2 separate regions of the Homo sapiens genome follow, and region 2 is linked to region 1. A link is a contact called in ENCODE Hi-C or POLR2A ChIA-PET data. All regions are on one chromosome and are shown on one strand. The core of a region is the stretch at or near the end of the contact, and the rest is flanking DNA. Distances in the headings are between cores, read along the strand shown.

Region 1 (2,700 bases), core at 158-2,657:
AACCAAGTTTACCGATATTTACTGAGATAGAGAAGGCTGAGGAAGGAGCAAGTTTGGCCTGGAATATCAGAAGCTCAGTTTGGAGAGGTAGAAAGCAAACTTCAAATGAACGCTCTGCAGGAAAACAGAAGAAATTTGAACTTCCCGATAGCCCTCTTCAAGGACCACTCCAAGAAAGGGAAAAGGCAGATTTTAGTATCCTCTGCTTACCAGGGGCCTTGGGCAGTTACGTTTTTGAAGCACTAATAGCGCCGTTTGTTCCCATTCTAAATGCTCAAAGTGCTTTCTCGCTTTCTCAGGGTTTGCTTTTTTTTTTTTTTTTTTCTTTTGAGACGGAGTCTCCCTCTGTTGCCCAGGCTGGAGTGTAGTGGCACGATCTCGGCTCACTGCAACCTCTGCCTCCTGGGTTCAAGCGATTCTCCTGCCTCAGCCCCCGGAGTAGCTGGCATTACGGGCGCCCGCCACTATGCCAGCTAAATTTTGTATCTTAGTAGAGACAGGGGTTTCACCATGTTGGCCAGGCTGGTCTCGAACTCCTGACCTCAAGCGATCCGCCCGCCTGGGCCTCCCAAAGTGCTGGGATTACAAGCATGAGCCACCGCACCTGGACAGGGTTTGCTTTTATCCCTTTGTCTCCCTCTGGCTTCCAAGCTGACAGGTACACTTTTTTCCCCCATCTGCGAATGTACTCATCTGATCCCATAAGCCGCCTCCACTTTCTAATTCCCTGGAAGCTTGGAGGCCGGAGAAACAAGCGAATTACAATCGTGTGGAGGCTCAGCGAGCTGCTGGCGCCACAGGCATCTGTCAGGTGCTGGCCTGACTTCCTGGTTCTGGGGAAAAGAGACTTCATTTCGCAGTCGGGTTCACGGAATCCAGGGCCTGAGAGGTGAGAAACTTGAGGTCCGACTGCGCCCCAGAACAGCTGGGTGACGTCCCTCCAAGCCTCAGGCTCTTCCTCAGGGCCGACGAACTTCTTGATTACCGGGGACCTACCCAAGTCTTTCTTCTGGAGTAAGCTCTGTCAAAGGAACCCACTTCCTCTCTAACTTTTCTCACGGATGATAAAGAGATTTCCGTTCCGCAGCCGACCCCAGCAACCCTGGGGCAGAGGTGCCGAGGCCTGGAAGCGGACCTCGGACGACGTTTGACCGAGGCATTAAGGCGGGGAATGCCTTACCTGCCCGGGCGCGGGCTGCTGAAGCCGGCGACAGAAGAACCAGCCGAACTAGGAAGCGCCGCGAAGGGGCGGGGCCTGCCGGGTTGGCCCCGCCCCACTTCCCCGATGGGCTTCATCTTGGCGCCTCCAGGCGGCTCCACAAAGTGAGAAACTCCACGTATTGCGTAGGGCGCGTCTTTACGTGGGCGCCTGCCCCTTTAATTACGCCCCTGTCGGAGGCTGAAACACTTAAGGCTTCCGGGCATGCGCACAGCGTTGTGCAAATGAATGCCTTCCACTGAACCGAGGTAGACGGGGTCGAGTTTCTTGCGCGATGGTGGGCTTGTATGTGTGTGTGTGTGTGTGTGTGTGGGGGGGGGGGGTGACGAGGTTGGCATTGAGGATCCATACCCTTTGCGCCCAAAGAAAGGTGACGTGGACTAGTGTCGTGCCTTTGGACAGGCAGAGTAAGAGGAGGGAGAAGAAACAGGTAGAGCTGCTGGCCTTGTCGGGGACACCTTTGGACGTGCTGGAGGGCAACGACGCCCTAGTTTTCTGTGAAGTTAAGTAGCTTCTGCAGGACTGGGTTCAGTATTTCTAGTACCTTCTCAGGATCCCTCCTCCGCCAACGAATTCCTCAACCACGGGCCAAGCAAACTACTCCCCCGCCCACTGTCAGCAGCAGTCTCTGTTGAATGGGAATACTGCACCTTCAGGCTTAACGCCACGTGGGCTCCTTTGCTGTCCTCCAGGTCAGTTCCACTCTTCTACCAGGATGCTGGAATTACATTCTCCCCAAGTTTCCCTACCTGTTTCACTTGCTTAGAATGTCTGTCTTCCTCCTTTTTTCTGGGAGAAAGAAAAGATCATTATTCTTTCAGGGCCAATCCCTACAGCTATGTTCTTGACCATGCTGTTTTGTTTTTGAACTCCTCTAACTGTTACTCCATCGGATACATCTTGCTCATTTCCATCAGAATCATCTTACAATTCCAAAAGCATGTTTTGGAATTGTGTCACTTTTCTACTCAAACACTAACAGTAGCCATCCATTGACCACCCAATAGATTCTAAGTCCTTGTCAGGGCATTCAACATCTTCCATAATCTGGTACTAACTCAGCTACATTTTCCAGCACTGTAGTCTCCCTGCATTCCCATCCCCACTGCTCTGTATCTGGACTGCTTGTTTTTCTTGCACACATTGCATGTTTTGTTTGTACATTACTTGTGAGGTCTCTGCCTCATTTCTATCTCTTGAACTATGGAGGACTTAGATGGCCACTTCTTGCATTATGCCTCTTCTAATTATCTTCCACTTCATTCCTACAGCTCTTATTTTGTACTAGTTATTTCATTTATTTAACAATAGTATTTATTGCAGACCTACCATGTGCTTGACACTGTTCAAAATGTGTGATCATCAGTAGTAAATAAGGCAGACAAGGTTACTCCTCACGTGGAACTAACATTCTCTTTGGAGGAGATATACAATAAATAATAAAGAAAAACTTTACCTAGAACTGCTATGCAGAAAATTAA
Region 2 (2,700 bases), core at 149-2,648, 2.6 Mb before region 1:
CATGCGGGGCGCTTTCCTGTGGCTCGAAGACTAAGCCTTGCATGACAGCGGCATTTAAGGGGATGAGAGGAGATTGGACACCAAAGCAAGAATGGCTATTATTTAAGACTGGCCTGAACAGAGTAGAAGGTTTGCGGTAGGGAAGACTGGCCTGAACAGAGTAGAAGGTTTGGGGTAGGGAACACAGGAGTGTGATGGGGGAAATCGGGACCTCGCTTGTCAATCATAAACACTGGTGCAGGCGAGGGCACCCGAAGCCTCACGTGCGGCGGAAATAGGCAGTTGTACGGATTTCCTCAGTAAAACATTGAAAGCAAAAACTGCGATCACACCCAGCCCTTTCCTCTATGCCCTGCCCAATTTCTCCCAAGTCCCCAAAAGGAAGAGAGCAGTAGGTCAAACTTGTTTATTCATTCATTCCATGAACATTTCTCTCTCCTAAGGGGTCTTTGTTTCCTGCAAGGGAGTGAGTCTTGCCTTTCCCGCAGCACCAATTTTTCCACAGCGAAGGGTCCCCCTAGTTGCCTGGCTCAGCAAGACCACACACATCACCATTGAAGGGAAAGGACCAGGCTCCGCAGAAAGCGCCTCAGACCCGCATTCAGACAAGGCAGTGCCTTTGCCCGGGGCGGCGGTGGTGGGATAAGAGAAGCAACGTGTCAGCGAGTGGAAAACTGGGGACTCCCAAACGGCCTTAGGAGCGCCGGGCTCCCCACTGGGGCCTCTTTCTAAGGGGCCTGGCTTGCTGGCCAAAAGGTAGCCTTTCCGCTAGTCCAGTTTCCATGGCCGTACAAAAAGCACATCCCGAAAAGGAGCTGCTCGCCGACCTCCGGCTAGTTTTGAAGAGTGAAAGCAGGTCTAGGTGGAAAAGAAAGAACAACAAACCATCAGGACAACCTTGCTGCCTTGGCCCAAGTTTGTGAGACAAAACTTCACTGTAAATCACAAAAATAACAATCAAGAAAGTGTTTGGTGGGAGGGTGGTGTCCCCCAAAAGCCTTGATGTGTCCCCCGAAAGCAAGGACTGCTGGTGACTCGGACAGGAGAAAATTTTAAGGAGATGGCTCCTCAAAGACAACCGCATGTGTTGAGCACCAACCCTGGCTGAAAAGGATAGGCAGGGGAAGCATCTGGGGGTCTTTCCAGACTATCTAGAAAGCTGGAGAGAGTGGGCTTGGGCTTTGCGGGAGAGTCTTGGGGGCGCCTGCGGGCGGGGCTGGGCCGCGGGCGCGGGCCGCAGAGGGAGGGGCAGGGAGGCGGGGCCTAGGTCTGGGCGGGTCGGAGGCGGGGCCCAGGTGGTGTTGATACACAAAGAGAAGGCGCCCGGGCGGCCGCGGTCCCGCCCACTGACGCGTCCCCGGGGTGCCGCTATAACCCGCCGCTCGCAGGGCTGCTCCACAGCCGCGCGACGCCGCCGCCTTAGAACGCCTTTCCAGTACTGCTAGCAGCAGCCCGACCACGCGTTACCGCACGCTCGCGCCTTTCCCTTGACACGGCGGACGCCGGAGGATTGGGGCGGCAATTTGTCTTTTCCTTTTTTATTAAAATTATTTTTCCTGCCTGTTGTTGGATTTGGGGAAATTTTTTGTTTGTTTTTTATGATTTGTATTTGACTGAGAGAAACCCACTGAAGACGTCTGCGTGAGAATAGAGACCACCGAGGTAACGCGTGCGGGGGGGCGTCTGTGGGAAGGGCGCGGGGCCCGGGCGAGAGTGGGGGAGGGGCTTCCGGGAGGGGCCGCGCGGGAAGGCGGCCGCGGGGTCCGTTTCCTTTCGAGGCGGGCGTTGTCGGTTGGGCTGGCCAGCCTTCCACCCTGGCCCGCCGCGCGGGTGTCGCGCCCGCGACGTGGGTAGGAGAGCGGGCGCTGGGCGGGGGCCGCGTGCCTGCACGGTGCGGAGCCGCATCTTCCCATTAGGGGGAGGGGAGCTAGCCCGGCCAGCGGCTCTGCTGCGGCAAGTCTTGTGACTGATTTGCATTTAATAAAAAAAAAAAATTAAGTCCAGGGAGCCAGGAATCTGGGGGCGGCGGAGGTGGGCTTGGGCATGTATTACAGGAGAGGCCAAGATTGGGGAAGACGAGTTGGGAACATTTGACAATCGACGATCGATATTGCATCAGTTTTCTTTCCGGACATAGGAGGGGCTGGGCGGGCGTAGCACTCGCGGGCCAGCTGCCTGTGGACGGGTGTGCTTGAGGGCACTGGCGCGCGTGTGTAAACAAACCCCCAGCTCCCGGGGCCCGGGCGTTCGCCCCCCTCGAGAGAGGAGTAGTGTCGGCCCTTTCCGCCTCCTGGGGAAGGCTGTCTGCGGCAGAGGCATTTCTCCGTGTGGGGACTCCGGGCAGTAAAGGACAGATTACGCAGCATTGCTGTTCCAAATGCTAGAAACGGAAAGCCGTGCGCCTAGGTTGCATGCACACGAGCCAGGGTCGGGGCTGGATGTGTGCCCTGAGTGCCTGTGCAAGTTTGGAGCGACTGGGAAAAAGCAAAACAGAACCCCCCCTCGCCCCCTCCACTCCGACGAGGGACAATAGAGAGGGTGAAATACTGAAATCTGCCGGAGTAGGGGGCCTCGACGGCCGCAACACAGCGGTGGCATCATCTTTGTTCTCCCCGCGGCTCCGCCGTCTGTACTTTTCCGCCCCTCGGCGCGCCCCCGCCCCTCGCGCGCGGCTGGTACTTTTCCACTCGCCTGGCCTGG

Evidence for each region. Hi-C counts contacts between places; a loop is a spot of excess contacts on that map. ChIA-PET counts read pairs that join two places held with the same protein, here RNA polymerase II (POLR2A). Pooled maps may share reads with other maps.
Region 2: a pooled map shows a loop between it and region 1 (9-fold over the local background). The contact joins the promoter of SLC38A2 here to the promoter of PUS7L in region 1. A Hi-C loop is called at or near these places in 1 of 37 single-sample maps with no recorded cell type and 7 of 50 pooled maps. POLR2A ChIA-PET finds 5 or more read pairs at or near these places in 1 of 52 experiments (activated CD4-positive, alpha-beta T cell).

What each region holds. Positions count from the first base shown.
Region 1 is chr12:43,757,497-43,760,196 of GRCh38, reverse strand. It overlaps PUS7L (pseudouridine synthase 7 like), which reads left to right and starts at 1,407. Exons shown (of 9, transcript NM_031292.5): 1 at 1,407-1,467. IRAK4 (interleukin 1 receptor associated kinase 4) reads right to left here and starts at 1,246. Exons shown (of 12, transcript NM_016123.4): 1 at 1,181-1,246. RefSeq lists enhancers at 540-599, 1,220-1,329, 1,670-1,719.
Region 2 is chr12:46,371,471-46,374,170 of GRCh38, reverse strand. It overlaps SLC38A2 (solute carrier family 38 member 2), which reads left to right and starts at 1,398. Exons shown (of 16, transcript NM_018976.5): 1 at 1,398-1,662. It overlaps SLC38A2-AS1 (SLC38A2 antisense RNA 1), which reads right to left and starts at 1,388. Exons shown (of 2, transcript NR_187299.1): 1 at 1,309-1,388; 2 at 393-858. RefSeq lists enhancers at 839-898, 1,579-1,658, 1,516-2,219, 1,909-2,238, 2,319-2,468 and silencers at 1,149-1,488, 1,689-1,888.